Linked DNA regions of Homo sapiens: region 1 is linked to region 2. The links are chromatin loops, found by intact Hi-C in ENCODE. Cell type or tissue: OCI-LY7. All regions are shown on one strand. Region 1 overlaps ST6GALNAC3 (ST6 N-acetylgalactosaminide alpha-2,6-sialyltransferase 3). Region 2 overlaps ST6GALNAC3 (ST6 N-acetylgalactosaminide alpha-2,6-sialyltransferase 3).

Evidence for each region. Peaks named below come from ENCODE experiments on the same cell type or tissue, not always from the same donor. Only the 100,000 strongest peaks of a DNase experiment are listed, where the experiment ranks them.
Region 1: a loop joins it to region 2, with 2.8 times the contacts of the local background. A loop is called at or near these places in 2 of 110 quality-filtered maps.

The regions. Positions count from the first base shown.
Region 1 is chr1:76,215,572-76,223,571 of GRCh38, forward strand. All of the region lies in intron 1 of ST6GALNAC3 (ST6 N-acetylgalactosaminide alpha-2,6-sialyltransferase 3), which reads left to right. Among named protein-coding and RNA genes, the nearest start is that of ST6GALNAC3, 140 kb to the left of the region's middle. In OCI-LY7, no CTCF peak of the experiment used is centred here; a DNase peak (open chromatin) is centred at 3,850; H3K4me3 peaks cover 1,381 bases; H3K27ac peaks cover 2,309 bases.
Region 2 is chr1:76,285,809-76,293,808 of GRCh38, forward strand. The region is part of intron 1 of ST6GALNAC3 (ST6 N-acetylgalactosaminide alpha-2,6-sialyltransferase 3); the gene reads left to right. Among named protein-coding and RNA genes, the nearest start is that of ST6GALNAC3, 220 kb to the left of the region's middle. In OCI-LY7, a CTCF peak has its summit at 3,766; DNase peaks (open chromatin) are centred at 73 and 6,763; H3K4me3 peaks cover 2,607 bases; H3K27ac peaks cover 2,840 bases.

The DNA.
Region 1 (8,000 bases), 70 kb before region 2:
ACTTTTACGTAGTCTATTAAGTTACTTGCATGGAAAAATGCATGCTGCATGTAGTTCCGAATGCCCCACCCAAATCTTGGAGCGTATCAGGAAGAGTGTGGGGACAGTGAGTGGATGGCAATTATAAGAGACATGTTGAAGAAAACAAAAAGTTTGTCCTGAAGAAGAGTAGGAAGAGGTAACCGCCTTGAACATTGCCTGCTTGGTCTATTTTAGGAAGCTGGGTTCAGTTCTTCTCTCTGGTATTCCAGAGGATAGAAAGCAGTCCACTGGGTGGCAGCTTCAGGAGATGGATGTAGGGAAGCATTTGCTTACTACAGTGCTTTCTAGAGATGGTGGGCTTGCCAGGCGCTGGAGATTTACAAAGACCTCACAGATTTTGTTGAGAATTTAAAGGGACTTAAATGTTTATTGGCAGATTCAACTTCCAGAAGGTTTCTTTTCATCCCTCTCCTCATCTCTTACTCTTTTGCTTTCATCCACTGCCTTGGCCACACTGGTCTCATAGATGTTATTTAAGCCCCGCCATGCACCATCTCAGGGTCTTTGCACTTGCTGTTCTTCTTGGTTGAAATACTTCACCTCCAGATATCTGGACAATTTCCTCTCATGTTTTTGCTCAGATTACAACCTTTCCCTGGACTCCTTGTCCTTCTTTCTTTTTAGTGTTTCTCTATCCCCATCTCTCTTACACACACACGCACAGACACAGACTCACACACACAAATACGCATATATGTGTATGTTTTCCTCTAACAAAATATAAGCCCCACAAGGGCCAGGACTTTTGTCGGATGTGTTTGCCAATGTATCCCCAGGGCAAGTATAGTGCCAGGCTTTCAGAAATGCTCAAGCAATAATTTGTTGTTGAATAGATCTCTGGGATCTTCTGGTTCCTTGGAATTTCACCAGTGGTAGCTTGAATTTCCTATTCAGGCCTGGACAAACATCCTGTAAAGAATGCCACCTAATTTGTATCTTTGAAGGATGAATCCAATAATATGTGGGTACAGTGACCACTTTCAAGCTTTTCTTCTTTCTTCTTTTCTCCCCCTGCATCAAACAGGAACAGCATCTTCTAAAAACAAAACTTTATTCATTGGTCAGCAGTTTCATGCAACCATTGAGTGAAATCCAATGTGGAAAGGAAATCCAAAACTTTACTGCAGTGTAATTTGTTTCTTCTGTGTTGCTTTGTGTACAGTAAAGGTCAATAATGCACAGGAAAGCTAGGTTTAATTTCTTTGATGTGTAAAAATTAGTGCTTTGTCATCAGTTACAGTGGCAGGAGGACAAATCACTGGCACATAAAGTTGTTCCTGCTACATAAATTACAAATCTTGTTCGGAAAAAAAATACTCACATCATCCCTTGTTATTTTAAAAATGCCAACACTGATAAACAGTCAGCCTTGGACATGTATTAAAATCTTCAAATTGTACTAAAATAAATTTAGCCTTTTAAGATAACACCTCATTTTAATTTCATACATGATTAAATCCATCAATTCAAAGGTCTTTTAAGATGTAAGTTTTGAAATCATAATAGTACCCTCTAACTCCCTGCGAAAAACTTAAACCTCTTTCTACTTCATTAATAATGTTCTTGACAGACAAAATTTTTAAAGAAAATCCTCAGCTTTGTTTTGTGTTTTTGTGTGTTTTTCTTGAGAAGAGGAAATTAAATTATGATCATAAATCCCTTTCATTTTTAGAACTAGATTTTTCTTTTAATCATAATCCAGAGGAAGTGGAAAAAGCTTTGTGAATCAAGTTTTGTATTTCTAACATGATGACATAGTCTAAATTATTGTCCAATATTCAGCAAAATCTTTATTTCTATATGTGGCAGAACTGAATATTTTAGTCTCAGCATAAATAGTGCCTCCTCTTCCCTATCCAGGTTGATGACTGCTTCCTTGTGACTTTGCAAACACAACTTCTTCTTATTATTATTATTTCAATAGGATTTGGGAGAACCAGTGGTGTTTGGTTACATGAATATCTTCTTTAGTAGTGATTTCTGAGATTTTAGTGCACCCATCACCCAAGCAGTGAACACTGTACCCAATGTGTAGTCTTTTATCCCTCATCCCCATCCCACCCTTTCTCCTGAGTCCCCAAAGTCCATTGTATCATTCTTACGCCTTTGCGTCCTCATAGCTTAGCTCCCACGTATGAGAGAGAACATACGATGTTTGGTTTTCCATTCCTGAATTACTTCACTTAGAATAGTAGTCTCCAGTTCTATCCTGGTTGCTGTGAATGCCATTATGTTATTCCTTTTTATGGCTGAGTAGTATTCTATGGTATATATATACCACATTTTCTTTATCAGCTTGTTGGCGGATGGACATTTGGGTTGGTTTTATATTTTGGCAATTGCAAATTACGCTGCTATAAACATGCGTGTGCAATTTTTTTTTTGTATAATAACTTCTTTTCCTCTAGGTAGATACCCAGGAGTGGAATTGCTGGATCAAATGATAGTTCTACTTTTAGTTCTTTAAGGAATCTCCACACTGTTTTCCATAGTTGTTGTACTAGTTTACATTCCCACCAAGAGTGTAAAAGTGTTCCCTTTTCACCACATCCATGCCAATATTTATTATTTTTTGATTTTTTTGATTATGGCCATTCTGCAAACCCAACTTTGAATAGACTATCAAAGGTTGGGGCTGGATATGGATCTGATTACTCACCCTGGCCCCGGAGGCCACCTTCAGGCAGAGCAGTCCTGCAGCCTTTCCAGAGGAGGCAGCCTCCTGCCCATGTCAAAGACCTTGGAGGCTAGAGTATTTGCCCTTCTGCTCTAATCAAGATCTCCTTGGAAAGAAAGCTCAATCAGCAAATCTTTATTGAGTACCTTCCATCAGATAGATTCTCCAGCCCCAAGCTGGTATGGTGAGGATAACTATATCTACTGTAAAATACCTGACCTAAAGAAACAATGCAACATGTGCATATACAATTTTAAAAGAAAAGCTGTTCACCATTTTCTAAAGGAAAAATTATATCTATAATGTATGTATTCACATGTTTATTTTTATATATCAACATTTATCTGCTTTTTCTTTCCATGCCTCCCCTCTTTCCGTCCTTTCTTTTCCTCCTGGATACATCCATTCCTGCAGCTTAATTCTTATTAGCTAAGGGTTATATTGCAGATGTATGAATTAAGAGCAAAGGCTTTAGAATCTGGCAGATCTATGTTTGAATCCCAGCTCTGCCACTTCACAAAAAGATTGTTCTATTTGTTATTGTTACTGGCACTTTTATTGCCATCATTTGTAGTATAGACAATAATTACTTGTGCTATTTATGTTTATTAGTTATTTACCATATCAGGCACTAAGGGATTTGCATGTATTTTGAATTTAATCCTTGTAACAATTATATAGTGTAGGTAGTATTATCCCCATTTTATGGCTAAGGAAACTGCCTTGAGATTTTAAGTAATATGTTGCCCAAGGTCACATAATAAGTATGTAAAGGAACTGAAACTAGCTTTGTGTTTTGAACCTACGGAGATTCTCTTTATCCTCTGTAAAATGGAGATACTGATTCCTGCCATGGTAGCTAGTTGGGATGATTCAATGATATGGGATATTTCGCATTTGCAGTTTGGTTCCCTGCATATAACATATGCTCACACAGGATATGGCTGTTCCTGCTCTGCTTCTGCTACCTCCTTCAAGGTTGAATAATCTTTCTTTCTTCTCTCTTAGCTATTTCCCAGCCCCTCACTTAAGTTTATAACTATATTCTTTTCATCAACCTAGAAAACCAAATGAAGCCTGAAGTATTGAGAACTCAGGAAATGTTTTTGAGGTCCCATGTGATTCAGTGGCAAAGGCAGAGCAGGTGCAGATGCAAACCTCTGGGCTCTTAGATGTGAACCCTCTGCCTGGTGTTTTATCCTAGCTTGTCTCTGCAGCAAAGCAGGTGCTGGAGTCTGAGGGGGTCCTTGAGGCCAGCTTCCCCTGGGCACAGAAATGTGCTCTCCCTAGAACCATCACATGGCGATTTTCCTGGCGATCAGGGGCCCTAAATGGTGAAAGGGTTTTGGCCATACATCACTAAAAGTGTGTTAGTAAGAGGCATGAGGCCCCTTGGGACTGGATGTGGTGGATGTGTCATATCACATATGAAGTGGCATGATTTGATAGTGTGCCATTTTCTGTCTGTAACTAAATCAAATTCTGTGGTTGAAAAGGACTCATACATAATCTTGGTGTCCTTTAACGCAGTCATAGTTCTTGTGTTAAATAAGTTAGGATTGGAGAGTTGCATTTCTAGACCCGAGGGGAGCGGTTCTGGATCTTGCTCTGGTTTCCTGAGTTGCTGCAGCACCCAACCCTGAGCAATTCCTGTGACTCGTGGTGGTTGTTATAGAGAGGGTACACAGTGGTGAATGAGAAGGAGGCTTATTATTGTTATCTGTAGGCACCACTTTTGCTTGAAAATGTGTAATGGCAAACTCAAAAGTAGAAATACTTATTCCCTATTAATTGTCTTTTTTGTCATAACTTTTTAAAATTTTTTGGGTTCTTTGATTCAAATTTCACAAGATCTCACCTAATATGCTGGTAAATTTCACCAGAAGTATGAAGACAGAATAAACTTTCTTGAATTTTTTTCCCTGCAATGTAACAGTCTGCTTCTAGATGACTTCTTGAAGAATTATCTACCTAATTTGTATTTTTTAGGAGACATCAGAGACAGAAAAAAATTCACATTAAGGAAGATATGTGTATTATATAAGTAAATCCTCTTTGCTTACAGTTCTTTTTTAAAACAAGCATTTTATACAAAGTAAAATAACTTTAGCAGTTTGGTTCATTTTTAAAATATTTCATGCCTGCATGCATGATTAATTGAGACAATCATTCCATTTAACTAATATTTGAGGGCATACTATATGCCAGGAAATGGGGCTACTCAGGCCTTCACAGATCTTGTAATCTATCAACCAATACAAACAAATAATCAGGCCATTATAATTTAGAGGACAGTGTTTTGAGGGCACATGGCAGGATGATCTAATGCTGACTTGGTGGAGGACGCAATGACTTCCTCCTGAATGAAGTAGGGTTTAAGCCAGGTCCTGAAGGAGAGTGAGTGTTAACCTGGTGGAGCTGTTGGGGCAGGCTAGGGGCTTTGGACTAGGGAATAGCTCATGTAAATGCCTGGAGTGGGCAGCCAGCCATGGTGTTATTGTGTTCTTCTTCTTCTCAGAGATATTTACATGGGCAAGAACTTCAGATTATACTTGATTGTGACATTTGCACTTTCAAAAAACATTGCAAAACTGCCTGGTGAAAACCATCCCAGTCTTGACAGGTGCATAGTCTGATATTTCCAAAGGTAACAGTTGTCACATAGGTGGTCCTGCCCTGTTGAGACACAAGCCCGTTAAGCAGTTTATTTTCACCCCATGGCCAGATTGGCTTTGGAGCAATCAATGCAGCCTGGTGCAGCCTGGAGAAGAGATCCTACTGGATAAGGTGGGAAGCCTTTGTAAATCAAAGGTTCTAAGACTGCTCCTACTGGGAAGATAGAAGTGATGGGTGGAATGGATGGATAAGTATAAAGAAATTCTTTGGTTCTAGAACCCTCAATGTAAAAAACATTAGAGGCACACAGGTCATAATCATGTCGCATAATTTGATTAATTTCCTAAGAAACCTTAATACTACAAAGTCATATTGCATCATAAACTTACGTTTTATGGAGCAAAGAGCCCTGGGCTTGGGAAGGGTCCACAGGGTCTGGGTTCTAGTTCCAACCACATGCCCTGGGGTCAATTATTTAATAACCTATAATGAAGCTGTCGTATTCTATCACCACGACATGGATCTGGTTGTGCCAAGGTAGACATTTGAGATTACATACCGTAAAATACCGTGGAAAATAACTGTGGCTCTCACCAGCTCTAGCCTCTTTCTGGGCTTCATAGCTCCCCTTCCCCAGTGCTCCCTGAGAATGTATCATTCAGACCATCTTCTGTCCTTCATTCATAGTCATAGTCCCATGCCTCAGTGATTCAACAATCAGGCTCTCTTACCCTATTTTTGCTTACCCTTCTTTTTTCTTTCATTTCAGATGTTCAGTAACTGAAAACAAAAAAGGTTTAAGTATGATAATGAATTTTTTTCCACACTCAAGAATATAAACATTGAAAAGATTGGCCTCTTTATGCTCCCTACAATGAGTGACAGGTTCTGACTTAATTCAACTTAACTGTAGAGATTATTGGCATAAGAGTTATTAATATAAAAGTCATGACTCAAAAAATATCTCCACTATTAAATATCCCCTGCAAAACTTTATTATCCAGGTCTTGGCGTGAGCTTTGATTGTGTTGAAAGAATGAACTTGTGTTTTTGGCCCTGTAATGTGAATGATGGACAGGAGAGTGATTTTTCTGTTACTGGGTGGTCATCCTCTTGAACAAGAGGATTCTGAAAGTTTCTTTTTATATATTTGTGTATGTATTATTTTTCCTTTTCCATTTTTGATTGTAGTGAAAGTTCTATCTCTAAGCATTAAAAATTAAACATTTAAAATGTGCTTTTGCAATGGGGAAAGGACTCCCTATTTAATAAATAGTGCTGGGATAACTGGCTAGCCATAAGCAGAATAGTGAAGCTGGACCCCTTCCTTAGAAAAATCAACTCAAGATGGATTAAAGACTTATATGCAAAACCTAAAACTGTAAAAGCCTTGGAAGATAACCTAGGAAATACCATTCTGGACATAGGACCTGGCAAAGATTTCATGATGAAGATGCCAAAAACAATTGCAATAAAAACAAAAATTGACAAATGGGACCTAATTAAACTGAAGAGCTTCTGCACAGCAAAAGAAACTATCAACAGAGTAAAGAGACAATCTACAGAATGGGAGATAATATTTACAAACCAGGCATCTGACAAAGATCTAATATTCAGTATGTATAAGGAATTTTAAAAATTTACAAGCAATGCTTAATGACGAGTTAATGGGTACAGCACACCAGCATGGCACATGTATACATATGTAACTAACCTGCACATTGTGCACATGTACCCTAAAACTTAAAGTATAATAATAAAAAAACAAAAACAAACAAACAAAAAAATAATTTACAAGCAAAAAGCAAACAGCCCCTCTAGAAAGTGAGCAAAGGACATGAACAGACAGTTTTCAAAGGAAGACATGCAAACAGCTGACAAGGGATATGAAAAAATGCTCAATATCATTAATCATTAGAGAATGCCAATCAAAACCACAATGAGATACCATCTTGTACCAGTCACAATGGCTATTACTAAAAAGCCAAAAAACTCAGATGCTGGCAAGGTTGTGGAGAAAAGGGAACACTTATACATTGTTTGTGGGAGGGTAAATTAGTTCAGCCATTGTGGAAAGCAGTGGTGATTCCTCAAAGAACTTAAAACAGAATTACCATTTGCCCTAGGAATCCCATTGTATACCCAAAGAAATATAAATCATTCTACCATAAAGACACATCCATGCATATGTTTACTGTATCACTATTCAAAATAACAAAGACATGGGATCCACCTAAATGCCCATTGATGGTAGGGTGGATAAAGAAATGTGGTACATATACACCATGGAATACTATGCAGCCATAAAAAAGAACAAGATCATGTCCTTTGCAGCAACATGGATGGATCTGTAAGCCATTATCCTAAGAAAGCGAACTAATGAAGAAACAAAAACCCGAATACTGTATGTTCTCTCTTATAAGTGGGAGCTAAACAGTGAGAACACATAAACGCGAACACAAAGAGAAGAACAACAGATACTGGGGCTTATTTCAGAGTGGAAGGTGGGAGGAGAGAGAGGATCGAAAAACTACCTATCAGGTGCCATTACTGTGCTTATTACCTGGATGATGAAATAATCTGTACACCAAAACCCTGTGACACACAGTTTACCTATATACCAAACCTGCACATGTACCCCTGAACTTAAAATAAAAGTTAAAAG
Region 2 (8,000 bases):
GATACATGCAGAGTGAGAAACAGGGACAGAGAGACAGAGGGAGATGAAAACAGACACACATGCCCACACACAAAGAGAGAAACAGGCAGACACACACCCCCGCGCCCCCTCCCCCATCTGGACCCGCCCCACCAACATCCTGACAGATACAGGAAGGCAGAGAGAATGAGACAGATGGAGACACAGGAAAGACATGCAGAACTAGACTGACAGCCATAGGCTAAGATGTCACAGGGAACATTCTACTGGAAGGAGGCAGCCATCAGCTTGGTCTTACTTGTTTCAGCCTCCCAGGATCAAATATGTCTGAAGAGTAACAGGCCTTTCCATCCACTCTTTATTTTTAGCCACAGAGGAAACAGTAAGAGAGAAGAGGGCAGATGCTTCTGTTTACCAGGATTTTAATTGGCTACCTTTGGAGCCTGTGGGCCTAAGCTATGACTATTGTCTAGAAGCTTTGGGAGAAAGGTAAAACCACAGTGTAAAATCACAGTGGAAGCTTGGAGCTGAAATGATTATTGTATCTTCTCTAACCTTATACCCAGTAATGATGTGTTTGTAAGGCCAGTGGTCCAATTTTTTCTGCAGAGTGAACAAACCAGTGGCTCCCCCACTACCTCCATAGAGATGTTTTAACACAGACACATTCTAAACAGCAAACTACATCGGACGCCAGTCTCCTATAAATGCTAGAGAGTAGGCCTCCTCCTGGCCTTTATTTTTCCATGTTCCTGGATATATGAGAGTCTCAAGAGGGAGGTTTGATGCCAACCCCTGCCCTTGACCTTGGGCAACCTTCTTCCCCTTTGTGGGTGGAATGAGGTGCCATGACTTGTTGCTTTTATTCACAAAGTGCCTCACTTGTTTATATGAAGCCACCGGCCTCATGGCCATGCCTCAGCCAAACCAACTGGGAATTATGAAGATTGGTTTGAGGCAGGAAGTGTCCTGGCTCTAGACCTAGGACAGCTGCTTTGATTGTGAGTGCACCAGGAAAGTGGGACAATTGAAGCATGAGGACCTTGTCATTTAATTGAAAGTCACAGAGTTCCTTTTCACCTGTGTCATCTCTGGAAAACTGGAGAGAGATGATCTATACAAGACCCAGTAAGATACACACCATTTAAAATGCCCTACAAGAAGTCACAGTGAAATGAAATAATTTACACCAAAAGGTGTATGTTCTTCAATCTTCTCTGAATTCTGGACTTCTGATCTTGCCAGAGATAGTTGTTAGAAGAAATTGATGATAACTTTTTTAAAAAGAAACAAGTTTTAAAACTAGAACTAGCTCAGCCTTCCCTTCATTCAAGGTTGGATAAGCAGTAGTCAGTGAGAACTTGGGAAAATAGTCTTGAAGAGGAACTGTGTTCACATGTCCTTAGTCATGAAAATCATTTTTAGGTGAAGTGATTTCTCATTTTGCACAAATGATTATAGAGTGTGTCTGTTTGTGAACTTGGTCATAATTGCTGCCCAACATCATTATGGCGATAATTTGTTTAGCTAAGAGAATAAGAGCAGTTGAAGTTATTTTTAAGTTTGCATTTTGTCAGTTGTAGGTTTTCTTTTTTCTTCCTTTTTTTTTTTTTTTTTGCATTTGATGGCACCAGCTGAGTGTGGGATGGTGCACAAATCCCCTCAGAAATGGAGTTATTTGGTCACAGTAAACTGAAGCCTCTCCCCAACCGCCAAGATAACAGCAATTACTTTGGATTCATTTTAGTAGGTGTGAAAAGCTCATCTGTTTAAAAGATGAGTACTCTGGTTTATATAGGATCCTCTGGTAGCAGCAGGTTAATTAAAGAATGATTCTATCATCCCTAGCCTAAATCGCAGGCATTATAAAAGCCAGCCTGCTTTATGACTGTCATGTGAGAAATGTGCACACTGATACCCCAGAATTTGAGCATTGTTAAAAGTTAGTCCATTGGGTGTGTTTGTTCTTCACATTATCCAGAGCATCTGCCAGTTTCTTCTTTCTTGATTATATGCACCTTTGCAAACAATAGTACAGTTAGCAACACTCTTCTAAGTGTGCCACATTTAATTTGGGGTGAGAATACAGCTTTAATTCCATTTTACAGATGAAGAAATGGAGGCACAAAGTTGTTAAGTACCTTTGTCCAAGGTCCTAGAGTTTGTGAGCAGCAGAAGGGGTTTAGCAATCAGCCTGCCTTGGGAGCCATGTGCTTATTACCTACAATTCACTGCCCAACTGAGAAGTAGCATGGGAGATCACCTCTCCCACTCATCTTTGAGATGCTGATTCATTATTTGACTAAGAGGCCAGACTCTTCTGCTTACCAGGATTTTAATTGGCTACCTTTGGAGCCTGTGGGCCTAAGGTATGACTGTTGTCTAGAAGCTTTGGGAGAAAGGTGAAATCACTGTAAAATCACAGCGGAAGCTTGGTGCTGAAATGATTATTGTATCTTCTCCAACCTTATACCCAGTAACGATGTGTTTGTAAGTCCAATTTTGTGTTTGTGGTCCAATTTTTTCCTGCAGAGTGAAAAAAATAATGGCTCCCCCACCACCTTGATATGGATGTTTTAACACTACACATTCTAGACAGCAAACTACATCAGAGACCAGTCTCCTCATCCCTGGAGGCATCACACTGTGTGCTGGGCTCTGGACAAAGTAACTAGAAGTATAAGTTCTAAGCAGTCCTCACCACTAAGTAACTTGTGGTATAAGAGAGGGAATGGCACACATAATTGTCAAGTCAACCCTTACTGCAAAGAAGTTCAGATGGGTGGTGCAAGCAGTAACTGCTGTGGAAGCTCAGATGAGGAAGAAAACAGGTCTGGCTGAATGGTATGGGTCTCCAAGAAGAGGGCAGGATGTGTGCTTGTCTGAGTTTGGGGATAAGATTCAATTTTATTCTAAAAAAAATTGCACTTGGATGAATAGAGAGAAGAACATGCCATGTGCAGAGATGTGAGCAGGACTCTGTGAATGTAAAACACAGGTGATGGTCAGAGTCAGATGGGAGAGCTCTATTTTGGGAGTCCTGGATGAGAGGCTGAAAAGATACCCACCGACCCATGCTCTATTATAGCGAGCAGAAAAATGAACACATTGTGGTTTGCTCATTTCATATATGAAAGTGTGGGGCTCAAAAATCTGATTACTGTGTATGTCACGTAGAACCACACTTCCCCCTCCAAAGTACGTCTCATGCCATTGTATATTCACATCTTGTCTAAGAAGAAACTGTATCTCTAAGTGCCATAAACTCCAATAAAAGCAGGTTTGTTCTTTCCTCCCACTTGTGTTCCTGAAACCTATGTTTATAGGACCTTATGTTACTTACACTTTGGTGTGTTACCTTTAATCTCAACCTCTATTTGCTACAAACACCACTGAAAGGTGACAGTTTCATGTGGGATAAACTCTATTGATCTCTGTCTGTAAGGCAAGATGTTTTTCTCAAGCATTTTTGGGCACATTTTCTCTGAGAGGTAGCATAGGGCAGTGGTCATGAGCATAGATGGAAGTCAGACTGTCTGGGTTCTGATCCCAGCCCTGGCACTTATTGCTAGGCAACCTATGGTATGTACTTAACTTCTCTGTGCTTCCGATTACTCATGTTTTTAAAGATTAAATTCAGGCACCATGCTTTAAGAAGCACCTGGCACATAGTATGGAATAGTTAGCTTACATCATGGGTTCCCAGCAGGGGTGATAGCACCCTCAAGGGGGCAAAAAGTTTAAATTCAGGAATGGTTTCATTAGGAAAACATTTGCTTAGTGAGGCTTCTTGTGGGGCTGAGGGGTAAGAGGGATGAGTGGAGAGGAAAAAAGTGGTCCAGAAACCCCTGGGTTGCACCAACCCCATTAAGTTGGACCTGATGAAGCATTGATAGAAGGAATCCCAAAAGAGGTTTACATGTTGTACTTGGAGGCCCGTAACCAATAGAGGGTTTAATCAACAGGCTTTTTACCTAGGGCCTGATGTAGGCTCCGCCTTAAGGCCATCACATTCACTGCTTGGTTATGTGCACAGGGAGGGAACCAGTGGAAGCCCAACCCCCCTTCCACAGGGTTCTTGAAGCTAGTCATGAAGGGAACAGAGGGAGGAGGGAATGAGTTGCTTTGCCTGCCTTGCCTGAGGTGGAAATGGCTGTGATAGATGTGGTGTGACCTGGGCAGAGTGAATAGTAAAAGTTCACATCTACCCAGGATTTTCTGTTTTTCAGAGTAGTTTCACACTCATTATCTCACAAGCACTCTTTCTCTTTTGAAATAGTTTTTAGTTACACATGTAGTAAAGAAATGCATTCCTTTGTAAGAAATTGAAGTATTACTGATAAAAGTAAAAATGCCCCATGAGCCACATCTGGTTCCAGTTCCCTGCTCCCTCCACAGGATTAACCCCTGTTAGCACTGTGTGTGTCCAGCACTTGTTTCTATTCATTTATGCTCAGGTAAGACTATTTTAAAAAGTACACTATTGCTGTGTAGATCCTTTAACACTAAGGATATCAAACTATATGTAATTTTCTACTTCAAGCTTTTTTTAAAATCATAATATGTCTTGGAGATGGTTCCATAATAAAACATTCAGATCTACCTCACTCCTTTCAATGACTGCATGCCCATGGAATGAATACCTCATTATTTATTTAGCCATCTTACTTTCTGGTAAATACTGATATTGTTTCTGTTTTGATTTTTTTAACCACAGCTACGAATGCCACCTCTTTGGGTATGTGGGTACGTGTCTACAGCTGCTCATTGAGGCAGATATTATCTTTACAGCAAAGGAGACTGAGGCTCAGAGAGGTGACACAGGCAGTGAATAGCATGTCCAGGACCAGAAGCCAGGTCTTTTTTGTTTTAAATCCAGGTTTGATGGATTTTCTTCCCTCATTCCACAGCTACCTCCCACCCTTATCTCATACTGGGACATTTGCATTTGGCAACTGATTTCCTAGCAGTAACATCCCTGGGGTGGCCCTACATGTCGCTGCTCCTTTTCTCACTGTAGATGATGGATCAGCTGCTGTGTGTCCCTGAAGGAAGGCAGCTTTCAGGAGGTGGACAGCTGTGTGTGAATAAAACAGGGGAGGAGGGGATCCACACATACCTGTCCTGACCTATTTACCGAGCGAGCTGTTGAGCCAAAGCAGCACCGTGTTATCTAACCACAGCTAAAATTTGAAAGGTCCAACTGAGAAATGTCAGGAGGAAGTAACACTTGAATTATTAAGGAAGTAGGTACTAAAGGAGATGGAGAAGAATAACCTATGAAACCGGCTTGTTTTGAGCAGGAAAGGAGGAGATGGATGTTCTAAGTGACCGCCATAACTTGAAAATAAAGTGGTTCCTGGGGCCTACTAAATGTTTAAATTTCAGAGAATCCAAGCTTCTTTTTGATGAGCCTTCTTCAGTATTTTACAACGGCATATCGAAAGGGTTTCTTAATTAAAATCCCCAGCACGTTGGAGGGGCGGGCTGATTGAGGCTGCAGTGCCTGCAGGCAGGGTGCCCACCTCCATCAGCCACGCCAGCCGAAGGGGCATCCTGCAGCTCCTCTGTCAGAGGGATTCCTGCCGGAGCACCTCCTGGCAGAGAGCATGAGGCCCGGCCAATTCAATGTGGCCTCGCTGCCCCAGCCCAGCCGGGACACTCCCCAGGACCCAATTAGCAGATTGGAAATCGCATCCAAGTATGTTACAATCACCAAGTTAAAGAGGAATAACAGACATGAAAGAATCAAGTGGGAAAAGAACATTTTGGATCCCGAAAGAGCAGGCTGCTTGTCGGAGTTCTAACGAACCGAAACAAAATAAGTAGTAGCTCCTTAAGCCTCTTTTCTAACACTGCTGGGATTGGTTAGTGTAGAGAAAAGCATTGAAATTGCAAAAGAAAAAAATGCTTATTGTTCCTATGTTCAATTTGTTATTTAATATAACTTGTTTTTTAGGAATTTAATAAAAAAAAAGGGAGGGCATCATTAATTTTACATTCTGCAAGAAAATGAAAAATGATCTGCTGATTAGTGATGTGCAATTTGTTCCTTGAACATCTCCAGTAATGTGTGAATGTCACATTACATAACACTTATAATGATTAAACCAGAAGATGAAATAAGATAGGATAGATCTTGTGTTCTTTCCTTGACTGGTGGACAACTCATCTCATTAATCTCTCTTTGGCTTGCAGCCTTAAATTGAATAAGCCGTGTTACTGGGGGAGATTTATGGCCAAAAGACTTAGCAGCCTCACTGAGGAAATCTTATAGCACCATTTTGAGAGCTCTCCAAGATAATTCTTGGGATTTGTATTAATTGTAGCTTGTCATAAAACATTGCCCAAACCAGAAATGAGCAATGAACCTTCTCAGGAACTTAATATTACAGCAACATTGAAAATATGCACTTCTTGATGTTCCATCTCATGAGATGTTAAAACATTCTGAGTCCCAATTTAAAATTATTATATTAGAAATGGTAGCTTCAGTAGAGTGGGAAATGATAGCTTCAGTAGAGTGGGAAATGATACACTGATACACCTGGGCACTGAGGAATGTTTGTAGAAAACCAGTGGGCTTTCAATATCACAAGGGCAGTCCTTCGCAGAGCAGTGAGCAGGATGTCCCTATGAAATGTTTGTAGAAAGAATGAACCAACTGGTAACCATGAGTCCTCTTTTTAAAATATAAGTTCTCTTTGTGGTTGAATTTCTGACACTTGGTGTATAAGTACCAGTAAGTAAGATTGGCTTACTTGTTGCAATTTTTAAAGGAAGTGCCTTGCCACAGCCAGAACCAGTGGCCTGGAACTAAAGTTGAAAAGAGGTTAGATTTAATAAGTCATCCAATATATACAAGATTTCCCTTTAGCAGTCATCAGTAAGCCTTGCTTGATGACTTATTCCATTTGGGGTGTTCACTTCCTCTCACCGTAGCATGTTTATTACTGGACTCTGGGCTCCTTGAATGCGATTCTGTGCCCTTTTCTGTAGCCCCACATGTCAGTTATGCACAGGACACACTAAATGCTCAACAAACACTTTCTGATATATAAAACCAAAATTATTGTTTATATGAAGTCAAAATCTACCTCCTTGAACTTCCATTTGGTGGACCTAGTTCTATCTTCTGCACAAAAATAAACATGTCAACTCCCTCTTCCCTGTGAGTATTTTGAGGCTTAATCACTCCTCAAGTCTTCTCTGTGCCAGATTAATCCCTAGTTCCCTAAATTAATTATTTTCTTAAGCTGCCATGTCAATCATTTTGTGCTTCCTGGTCAACTAAAACCTCAGGTTTTTCTTAAGTAATATAAAGGAAACATTTCCCCTCATCTTTTATTGGAGTCATGTTTTCCTTTTAATCTTTTTAACTGAATCCTACTTACCATTTTCAATTTTAATGATACTGCTTAACCAATCTTTCTACCTTACTGAGAGTTTTTCAAATGCTGATTTTGCCAATAATGCTGTTACCATGGTGTTGTATCTTTTGCAGATTTGATCAACAGTACTGGCATCAGAAAAACACAGATGCTTTGGTAGGTGTCATCAGGGTCCTCATCTCTCCCTATGCTGGCATTGATCTATCACCTTATGTGATCTTTAGCCCCATACAAATTCTCATATGGCATTAGAAGTAACTTTAGAAAATATTAAATCCATTTGTCCTCTCTATTGATACTATACATGAGGAAACTGAGTCCCAAAGAGCCCATGGCCACATTACTGGTTAATAGAAACACTCATATTAGAACTAAGGTCCAAGTGACACCAAAGGCAGGTGTCCTTTCCTGTTTATCATAGCTGCCAGTCTTTATATTATTCACAAGGTCAATGCAAGAAACATTTAAACATCTCGTTGGAATCCCAACATATTGTGATAGGTTTCCTATTACGTGAGGGTTATGTACCACTGTCAATTAGAAGATAAAGCAAAGTGGTGGCCTTTTTTATCTCTTATTCTAAGATCTTCAGTAAAATTCCTTCTGTTTCTAAATATAAAGCTTTAAAAC